Linked DNA regions of Homo sapiens: region 1 is linked to region 2. The links are chromatin contacts, found by Hi-C or POLR2A ChIA-PET in ENCODE. All regions are on one chromosome and are shown on one strand. The core of a region is the stretch at or near the end of the contact, and the rest is flanking DNA. Distances in the headings are between cores, read along the strand shown. Region 1 overlaps IRS1 (insulin receptor substrate 1). Region 2 has its middle 15 kb from the start of MIR5702.

The links. A loop is a pair of places that touch in the nucleus more often than their neighbours do. ChIA-PET counts read pairs that join two places held with the same protein, here RNA polymerase II (POLR2A). Pooled maps may share reads with other maps.
Region 1: a loop to region 2 is called in a map of astrocyte of the cerebellum, with 3 times the contacts of the local background. The contact joins two enhancer-like sites. A Hi-C loop is called at or near these places in 1 of 168 maps with a recorded cell type or tissue (astrocyte of the cerebellum) and 1 of 50 pooled maps. POLR2A ChIA-PET finds 5 or more read pairs at or near these places in 3 of 52 experiments (HCT116, HEK293 and MCF 10A).

Annotation. Positions count from the first base shown.
Region 1 is chr2:226,741,006-226,746,658 of GRCh38, forward strand. The region is part of intron 1 of IRS1 (insulin receptor substrate 1); the gene reads right to left. Among named protein-coding and RNA genes, the nearest start is that of IRS1, 56 kb to the right of the region's middle. Within about 2 kb of position 1,551, at least 16 of the 41 ENCODE cell types and tissues checked have a DNase peak (open chromatin) inside an H3K27ac peak, as active enhancers do.
Region 2 is chr2:226,670,923-226,676,187 of GRCh38, forward strand. No RefSeq gene overlaps it. Among named protein-coding and RNA genes, the nearest start is that of MIR5702, 15 kb to the left of the region's middle. Within about 2 kb of position 2,494, at least 5 of the 41 ENCODE cell types and tissues checked have a DNase peak (open chromatin) inside an H3K27ac peak, as active enhancers do.

The sequences.
Region 1 (5,653 bases), core at 301-2,800, 69 kb after region 2:
AAAAAGTATCTTGAATATAATACAGAAAATGTATAAAATACAGGAAGATGTAAAGAAGGAATAAACATGACTTATATTCCCCATCACCAGAAAAACCACTACTCAGCTGTGGTTGTAATTTCACAATCTACTTAAAGGATTTGAACTTTTAAAATGCTGCATTTAATGTCCCCTCAAAAAGTCTAAGTAGGAAAGGAAAATACTGTTTTAATCATACTTAGATCTTTCCCATTCTTAAAAATCCATGATGAGAAAAATTTTTGAAATGTTACCCAACTTTTTAAAGCATCCTGGTATTCCATCCCTTTGCCATCATCCCAACGCATTGTATAATATGGGGAGAGTAGGAATTTGAAAGTAGGAAAATCTTCTGGCTCCCTGGCTTTAGTTTCCAAAAGCCTCAGTATTTAAAGGAAGGGCACAGGCAAAATATTTGGAAGAGCCAGGAGAACAGAAGGATTCCTCTCAGGTTAGAAAAGATTCCCTTCATGAGAGCAGAGGGGTCAGTGGGTAGCTCTGTACTTTGCAAGATTCTGACAATGATGCCTGTAACCTCTCTCTATTCTGTCTTCCCACGTCTGTTGATTTCCTATTTCACACAATTACATTAAACTGCATACCCCTCCCTCCTACCACAATTCTTCAGTTACCTCACTGCTGATACACTTAATTTACAGTACCACTAACTGGAAGCAAATCATGTCTTCTAGAATGCTTATTAATAAAGCACCTTACAACACACACATTCAGCATACCTGAATCTGGCAAATGAGCCCAGTAAACACACACACACACACACACACACACACACACACACACACATAACACACACACACATATTATCATCAGTCTCAAATACCTTTATAGTTCTGGTAATAGATGGGTGTTGTTCATTAAAATTCATACCTCCATAAAATCCCACTATAAAATCTCAGATGAATAAAAATGACCACTGACCTATGGATAGACTGTGAAACGCTTATTAAAGGAAGTTCCCAGCTTAAAGCCTTGGTTCTAGCATTTGAGTTAGTAGCACAGAAGGAGGAAGCTGCATTCTCCTGGTCCAGCGCTATTAACTATGGTCATATTGCTGATACAAAAAGAAGAGCTAAATCCAGAGAGCCTCTAAAGTCTGGGACATGGGATAATCTCCCCGTTCTTTACAAGGGACAGCTGGGAAGTATGGGGGCAAGCTGAAGCTTGGAAAAGGAGAAAACTAACCAGTGAATTCTCAATTCTCAACTCTAAGGCCTTCAGATCATAATCACACACATCAAGTGAAGATTGAGCTAAAGTTAGAGGTAAGACCAACATGTTTGCTACTTGGATGTTGAAAGGAGAAAGCCATTTTAGCTAAAGAAAGGAAACCAACTTCTTTTAAAACAGGCCAGGATTGAGCTGGAAAGAACTTGGTTTTGTGGTCTCAAATGGCAAAGGGTAAGCCAACCAGCCAAGCCAGTGCTTTAATGGAGCTGCTTAAATAGCACTTTTGCCTGGTGCAAGTCACATGGGAGAGGGCTGGTGAAAATAACAAGGTTGCTGGCCAGATCTTCCAGTGCGCAGGGTTGCCAAGGAAGAAAATTCAGGGAGAGTTGCCAACATATGAGAGGCCATCTCGCTCCAGTTCCCCTTTTGTCCCAGTGAAAGAGCTTCTGGCAGGGCTGGTGACTTCAGGAGACCACCAATGAAGAAAGGCACACGCATTATGAAAAAAAAAAAAAAGAAGACCGAAAGGCGACCATCAAGCCTGTCAGCTCTGGCAGAGGCTACTGGGCTGAATTCTGTCAGTCTCGTGAATTTCTCCTTCCCCAGCTACCAAAGGCAGAAGGAGATTCCAGAAACTTTTCAGGATGGTTAGGAATTTGTGGAGAAGGCAGACCAAAACAACATTTAGTTCTCAGTAATTAAAAGTATTCTGTCAGTGATATATTAAGGAAATCTGAATAAATATTAATACATCTTTTAAGCCAAAGAATATCCACTTCTGTTATTTCCCATTCTTTTTATTAACAGGAAGCATGCTGATAAAGAAAATGAGGTCAAGACCATAACAGCTCCTCCCCTCAATTGCAAATCAAAATGTTTCCAATCTCCCTTTTACCAATACTATAGTTTGTCCTATGTACATGACAGATTCAAGGTAAAAGGACTTAGGAAAAAAAAACAAAAAAAAAAAGTCCCTCTTCATTTCAAGTCAGACCACACGTACTCTCAGGCAGGAAGATTTAATTTTTTTTTTTTGGAGACAGAGTCTCACTCTGTCACCCAGGCAGGAGTGCAGTGGTGCCATTTCAGCTCACTGCAACCTGCCCCTCCTGGGTTCAAGCAAGTCTCCTGCTTCAGCCTCCCAAGTAGCTGGGATTACAGGTGCACACCACCACACTTGGCTAATTTTTGTATCTTTAGCAAAGACGGGGTTTCACCGTGTTGGCCAGGCTGGTCTCGAACTCCCAACCTCAGGTGATCCACCCGCCTCGGCCTCTCAAAGTGCTGGGATTACAGGTGTGGGCCATCGTGCTCAGCCAGGAAGCTTTAATTTTAACAGAGCTCAACCAAAATAAACCTGTTACGAAAAGACATGAAGGTAATATGACAGAATATTCCCTACTAAGTGAGAATGTCATACGAATGTCTTTCTTCTGCTTTCATGGGCACTATTTCTGCAGCATCCTTTCCCTCACAGAAATTACATTTCAGTTCTGAGGTTTCTATTGTAATTTCACATCACTTTTGGGTTTGGGGTTTTGTTTGTAATGGTCAGATTACAGGATACAGGTTTTATAGGTCTGGCTTTGATACAAACCAGTAGACTTGCATTAAAATCAAAACTTCATTTAGTGTATGGATGGTGAAAATTGTGTGCAAAACTGTTTCTATAATTAGACAAAAGGGAATCAGGCAGAGCCTATTTTCACTGCCTTTGCTTTTTTTGTTAAAAACTAATAGATTTCTCATTCTTTGCCCTCTCCCTGGAGTCAAATTGCTTCAAGAAAGCAAGCGTCTGATTTTACATTTGAGTAACTGTCTGACTACCCAATTGTTTCTCAAGCATCATCAGTTTTTCCATAATAGCCCAGGAATCAGGCACCAAACAAGCATTTGCATAGACAACCCTGGTCTGCAGCGGACTGAGGTAAGAATCATTAACACCACTGACATCACTTTTGGCAGCTGGAGAAGTGGGAAAACCTGTGTTTAATCTATTTCCTACTCACCGCAAGTTTTAGCTAGAGTCCCCGATAATATGGGTTGTGGTTCACTTTATGGAAGAACTTGGTCATGTAAGAAAAATCTACTGAATTGAACAAGCATCTTCCAAAACAACCATGAGGTACCTCAGCTGTGGGGCCATGATCTTCCCATAGGTTTTTCTGATCCTTAAACAGGCCTAACAGAGGACAATGCCACTCCCAATAGTTTCTAATAGGGGCAAGCTCAACCTCAGTAGAAGATTTTCCCTACAACATACATCTAAGGCAGGGGTCCTCAATTCCCAGGCTGTGGACCAGTAGAGATCCATGGCCTGTTAGGAACCGGGCTCCACAGCAAGAGGTGAATGGTGGATGAGCATAAGCACCTGAACTCGGCTTCCTGTCAGATCAGCAGCGGCATTAGATTCTCACAGGAGTGTGAACCCTATCATGAACCGTGTATGCAAGGGATCTATGTTGCACATGCTCTTTATGAGAAAATAATGCCTGATGAAACCATTCATCCCCTCACCCCCAGCCATGGAAAAATTGTCTTCCATGAAACCTGTCACTGGTGCCAAAAAGGTTGGAGACCCCTGATCTAAGGAACGTCTCCAGGAAGCCATCATCTTACAGAAGCAAAAAAGGTTTAGCCTTTGTTTTCCTTTCTGCATTGAGGAGAATATCAGGGGGAAAACGTTGAGAAGAATTTGATCTGGGATTCTTTGAAGCGAACTGTTCTTTAAAAAAAAAAACAAAGTGGTCTAACTATTGAAGAAACACTCCCTCTCTGAAACCAGCTGAAACTGATTATAATACAAGTATATGGCAGCATATTTCAAATGTATTTGACCCACAGTTCTCATTTGCTTTACCTGAAGAATATCTGTTATGGAAATGCAAGTCATAAAGATTTCTGGGCTATGATAGTAATTCTTCAACAAAAGTCAATGTAAAAGGAGCAAGGAAAAGTATACCATTCATCTTAGATTTCAGAAGGCCATACACAGGCAGGAACCATATTAATTAGCTCATGTTAAAGAGAAAGCTATTAACTGTTGCTTACAGTAAAGTAATAATGCAATAAATGTGTGTTTCCCTTGAGTTGCCTCTTTCTGAGTGACAAGTGAGTAACCTGTATGCGATTTTGAATTAAAAAATGTACTTTAGGGAATTCAACCCCAAAAAAGGTTATTTTCAGAATGAAGATGGAACTATTACATGGCTGTCATGCTTTTTAAAGACTGATAATTTTGTTTAAGTCAAAACTTATTTCTGAATTAAAATTTGAAAGGAAACTAAGACAAGTTCCATTATCCCATCTCTCAGTGTTCTTTTCTCTGTGATTTCAGGCAAGTTGCTCACCCTCCAAAATCCCAAATGTTTTCGTCTGTAACACAGGAGAGCATTGCCCATTTCACAGGGTTCTCGTTGAGATTAAATGAGATAATACATGACATTTTCTTATCATTGTGCCTGACACATAATAAGCCCTCAATCATTAGCTCTTAGTGTAACTACTGTTATGAAGAACTAGAAACCCTTGGATCCCACATCTTTTCCTGATACCTGAAAACACACCAGCCAAAAACACTGTGGTGGAACTAGCAAGCAAGGATGAATCCACCAACCAAATGCCAGGCAAGGACTGAATCAGAAGCCAAAATGAGGATGCATCTTGCGAAGAGAGGACAAAGTTATTTCAGAAAGGAGGAAGGGGAAAATGCCAGAACAAAAAGAAAAAGTAAAAGTAGCAGTAGTAGTAAGGCTAAAGATATGATATGTAATACAACGTTATACAAGGACCTGTCTACCTACACAGGAAAGAGTACAAATTCAATATTGAGACAGTAGCATTCACGTACAAAGGGGAAGATCTCAAATGAATGCTATCTACAGAAACATCAGAAAGGCCACTTTTATTGCTTGAAAAAAATCAGAAGCTTGAAGCCCCCCACTCTTTCTAAGTCTGCTAATGAAAGACTTCTAATACTACTGAAAGTATTTACAAAGAAATCACATGAATATGCTTAAATGGGTGTTCAGTGAGATTCTTATGCATTATTTCTAGGTTCTAAAGCATGTTTATGATTGTTGGGGGTGGGGGCAGGGAATTGGGTGGCTTTTGTTTCCAAATTCTTTTCCCCAATCTCTCATCTGAAGGAACTGAACAGGAGTGTGATCTAGCCAGTCAATGCTGCTTGAGTAACTTGATGAAAAATTGAAATTGCTGCCAGATGCACATCTAATTGTTGGCAGCTGGAAGAGGAGGGAGGGAAATCTCAGAAAGTTAATCTAAAATAATTGATAATGCATCCACTGCTTGCAGCTCTAAGGTCACTGAGGCAGACAATGGTGCAAATTTCTAACTGACTGCCTTGTGTAAAGAGGCAAAATTTTTCCAGTTGACAATGAGGGGTCGACCTTTCACCTACTGACCCCAAAGCTCCTGTTCTTTTGCT
Region 2 (5,265 bases), core at 1,244-3,743:
TTGCTTTTAAAAAGGCAGTAGAGGACAGTAACAAAAGCACGGGCTTTAGTGACAGACAAATCTGGGTTTAAAGCCTAATGCTTCCATTCACCAGCTGTGCAACTTTGAGCTCATTACCTAACTTTTTCTGCATCTCTTTTCTCTCATCTGTCAAATGCAATAATATTACCTTCCTCCCTGGGTTGTTGAAAGGATTAAACGAGATAATGGATGTAAATGCATTTATATCATGTGCTAAGTAACTATTTCAGTGACTACTGCTGTGGCTATTGTGCCTGTTTTTCTCTTTGAAACAGGAACTGGAAAGATGACCTCCCTTTGTCTCTTAGCGTTGCCAAACACGCGCAGATCAGAAACCTTAAGAGAGAAAAGCTGTAAATAGCATGAGGCAGCAGCATGGCTTGTTCATATCCTTTGCCCTAATTGTGACTTGCTAATATTATCTGGCCCTCATCTAAGCTTCACTTTGGATTGGACAGAATATTAACAAGCAGGTGGGGTGGGGCAGGAAGGGGAAGCTGCACCATTGAGCTATGCCACATGAATGCACACCAAGGCAATGAGGTAGGAATGACAAAGTCCAAAAAAAGTAAAAGCAGGAGAACATTAAAAATCTTTCCTTACATGAATGCAAATTCTGAATGATTGCACAATTTATGACTTTGTTCCAGTTAACAAGTTCTCCAGGATCAATCCGGAAAAACAACTTTAAATGTGCATGCCATGGTGTCTGTTCATTTGAACATTTTTTACTACATACACAGTATGACAACTGAATGTTATATGGTTAGATTTTGAAGATGTTTTCACATGCTTACCTACACCATAACTCTCTCTTCTGGTGTATTTGAAATCCTTATATTGCCTTCTGCCTATGAACAATTGCAATTTGTGTCAAACCCAGCCATTAATTTTTCTCAATAAATTTCACAGTTCTACTAGTGAAACTAATGAGATGCACCCACCATTACATGGTTTATTTTAATGTTCCTTGATTGCAAGGATTCTCTGCATCCTAAAAGATGAGTCAAATGTTCTCTCTCCCAGTTCCACTTATTCATCAATGCTTTAAACAAATCAGCTGCCACCTGATTCTAAAAGACAGGGTTGACATGTGTATGATACTCACCCGATCATTTTTCTTGGTTATAGACCCCTGAACACAAATATCCCCCATGTCAGGGGATTTGAAGACATCACAAGTAACAGAGAAGGGCCAGAGTTCTAGAGGAAATATGATTGAAAGTTCTCTTGACCTAATAGTCCCTGGTTGACATGTTCTAATCCTCCTCCAAGTGTCACCTTAGCTAAACTATAATATTTATAGGACAGAATATAAAACAATTGCATCTTCACTAAAGCAGAGAGGGATTTTGACAATCAAAAATGCAATTGAGCCGGGTGTGGTGGCTCATGCCTGTAATCCCAGCACTTTAGGAGGCCGAGGTGGGAGGATTGCTTGAGCCCAGGAGTTTGAGACCAGCCTGGGCAACATAGTGAGACCCTGTCTCTATTTTTTAAAAGTTTAAAAATTAGCTAGACATGGTGGCACCAACCTGTGGTCTCAGCTACTCAAGAGGTTGAGGTGGGAGGATCCCTTGAACCCAGAAGGTCAAGGCTATAATGAGATTTGGTTGCACCATTGCACTCCAGCCTTGGTGATAGAGGGAGACCCTGTCTCGAAAAAGATGCAAGTCTACAACGGAACAGAGGATTAAAATGATATTTAACCTGTGAATTCAAAACTTCTACTTCCCATTTTAATTTGTAAGGGCTTAGGAGGAGGAGGAAAAGTAAACAATTTATAGAAAATAATCAAGGCTATTTTATAACTTATCAATATCCTTGCATGAGAGTCAATAAATAAACAAAGGTGTTTTGGGGCCAAATCAACTGGGTTTGTGAGTCAGTAGCTTATTGATTTCATCTGCCATTTTGTCAGGTGTTAACCCAATGTCATCATCACACAAATGACTGATGAATGCATTCAGTTATACTCAAGAGCCTTGGTGGAATAACTAATTTTACTCACTAAACAATGCCTAAATTAACTCAAATATGGAAGAAAAACTTTAGAGGTCAGAAAACTATTGCATATGTATATTTTCTGACTCCTGATATTTGCATATATATTTATTTCTTCCATCTCTCCCTCTTCTCCTATTTCTTCTTCCCTTTTCATTTTTTTTCTCCCTTTTTTCTTATTTATGGTGAGACATCAGTAGTCTCACAGGTGTTACTAAAAACCAAAGAGTTGATTCACTCGGAGCTCATATTATTTAGGATTACTGATACCTGTTCTATACTCTCAGAGCATTTCCTGGGAATTACTTAAGATTCACTAGGTTCACCATCGTGTGGAATTCATTCACTTGAATTTCCTTTGAGTCAAATGCAGAAATTGACTCCAGTTGTCGACCCAGGGTGTTCATACCTCAAAACCAACAGGAAGCCTAGTAATGATGAAGAGAGAGTAGATAAGGAAGGGGATTAGATGCCAAGAAATAAAGCCCTTTTTGTGGTAAGATAAATCTAGCAACCACAAACTGATAAGGAAGGCCCTGAGGCGGCCTTCCCAAGGAGATGCCAATAAGGAAAGCTGATCGTGAATTCAGAGGAAGCAGCTGCCTGCCAGGGAAGGGTGGAGGCCAAGTGGAATGGCAGAGAGATGGTGGCAGCAGCAAAGCCCTGAGTCAGAACTCCAGCATCGAGCCTTGCATGTGATATTACAAGCTACATGGCTCCATGCCAATCATTTCATCTCCCTGAGTCTTAGTTAACCTCCTCTGTACAATGTAGATCATAAGTTTACTCTAGAGAACTGTCCTAAGACTCAAATGAAATCAGGTAGTAGGGTAGTAGCAGTCCCTTGCAAAGTGGAAAGTGATTTATAAATGTCAATGTTAGCCCTTATTATTTGCTGGACTCGTGGCCCAACCTCATGATCTTTGTCTGGAAATACAGGACAAGTTTCTGCATCAGTCTGGTGCAATTTGGAGGGTTTCAAGGAAATTTTCAAAAAAAGAGTCTTTAACCTTGATTAATGGGAAAAAATAATCCCATCTCCAGACTACTTGGATTGAGTGCTGACTCTCAGACATGTTTCAAAGTATGAAGAGTTCATTTTTTGGTATTCCTAGCTGTCTTTCCTTATATCCTATTCCATCCAGTCCTCCTCTGGGAAATACTTTTCTTTTCCCTCCTTCATTGCTCTATTTATTCTCCAGTACTCAAAACCCTATCCCAGAAAAAAAACACTAATAAACTCATTGTATTCGTTACATTTGATTTTTTAATTCAATTGTTTTAAATAATGCAGAAAGTATGACTCACTTATCTGGAAGTCTTGACAAGGGCTGGACAATCCAGAGGCTGGACAATGTCACTAAACACTCAGGTCCGTTCTGTCTCTGCTCTGCTAAACACAATGTCAGCTCCATTCCAAGGTTGTTTTCCATGTGGTTATAGGGTTATTATGTATATCAGTTAGGAGCCTATGCTTCATTGTTCATGTCCAAGGAGCAACAAGGGACTGGGGAGAGAGGGGAGAGGAACAAGAAGGTGCTTTTCCCCAGACATTGAATCAAAGCTGTCTCTTCTGTCTGACTAGATCAACATATGTCACTTACCCCTGAGCCATCATACATAGAATATCACACTCTGTCTGAGTTTTCGAACCAGTTACTGATAAAGGGAAGAAGGTTACCATGTTTGGCCAAGACTAATCAGGGTCCCTTTCTCCCTGGAGCTGGGTCAGTCTCCAATCCCCATAGCTGCTACACGCAGTGGGGACAGTAGAGTGAAGATTGTGGACTCAACCCCAATACCCAGCACATATCAAAGGAAAACATTATTGATGAGATTTCTTGTGTCACTTCTCCCAGATTTCTCTGCATTCCATCAAAGATAGAAAGAAGATGAAGGAATGAATCATTGAAGTGTTATATTTCAGTGATCTGATTTCAAAAAGCTTCCTTTAACAACCCTAATACCATATCCTAGAGATGATTGTTGGGATTTGGGAGGCAAGAAAACTTCTCAAAGTCAGTGTGAGAAAAAACATTCTCACTTATAAGTGGGAGCTAAATGATGAGAACACATGAACACATAGAGGGGAACAACATACACTGGGACTTAACGGAGGATGGAAGGTGTGGGGAGGGAGAGGATCAGGAAAAATAACTAATGGGCACTAGGGCTTCATGCCTGGGTGATGAAATAATCTGTACAAGAAATCCCTATGAAACAAGTTTACCTGTATGACAAACCTGCACAAGTACCCCTGAACTTAAAAGTTAAAATAAAATTACGTAATAAATCCAATAACCTAATTTAAAAAAAATCAGCCTGGTGCAGTGGCTCATGCCTGTAATCCCAGCACTTTGGGAGGCTGAGGCGGGCGGATCACAAGTTCAGGAGATCGAGACAATCCTGGCTAACACGGTGAAACCCCATCTCTACTAAAAATACAAAAACAAACAAACAAACAACAACAACAAAATTGTAGAGCATAGGCCAGTCCAGGAGGCATTTTACCTTAAGAATTGTTTTCAGGTGTGCACAACCCAAAGGAGAGAGGATAGCTTGGGTTGGGGTAGGAGGACATAGAAATGAGACCAAATCTAATAAATTGCAAAATGAAGACAAGATGAAGGTATTAATGTTGACCAAATATAGAGGTTGGGGGTCAGTCAGTGAGGTCAGAAAGTTTGAAATTAAATCTGAAAAAGCTGGGTGTGGGGTCTTTTGGGGAAAGCCTGGTAGTAGTAACATGTTCTTAGAGGAGTTACTGAGACTTGGCCAACTCCAAGGTAATATTTATGACCACCAAGTAAAAAAGGAAGATGTTCTCCTTTTCTTTGACTCCAGTGTGCTTTTATGGCTTCCCAGGTTACCTTGTAAGTAGGCATAACTCAACAAACTAAATGAATTATCTCTACCAAGAGGATATCCTATGTAAATATACAGTGTTCAATTGAAGCAGAAATCATAAAGAAATGTAACACAAAATTGTATTTTGAGGCCAGGCGCAGTGGCTCACACCTGTAATCCCAGCACTTTGGGAGGCCAAGGCGGGCGGATGGCGAGGTCAGGAGATCGAGACCATCCTGGCTAACACGGTGAAACCCCGTCTCCATTAAAAATACAAAAAATTAGCCAGGCACGGTGGCGGGCGCCTGTAGTCCCAGCTACTCGGGAGGCTGAGGCAGGAGAATGGCATGAAACTGGGAGGCAGAGCTTGTAGTGAGCCAAGATTGTGCCAAT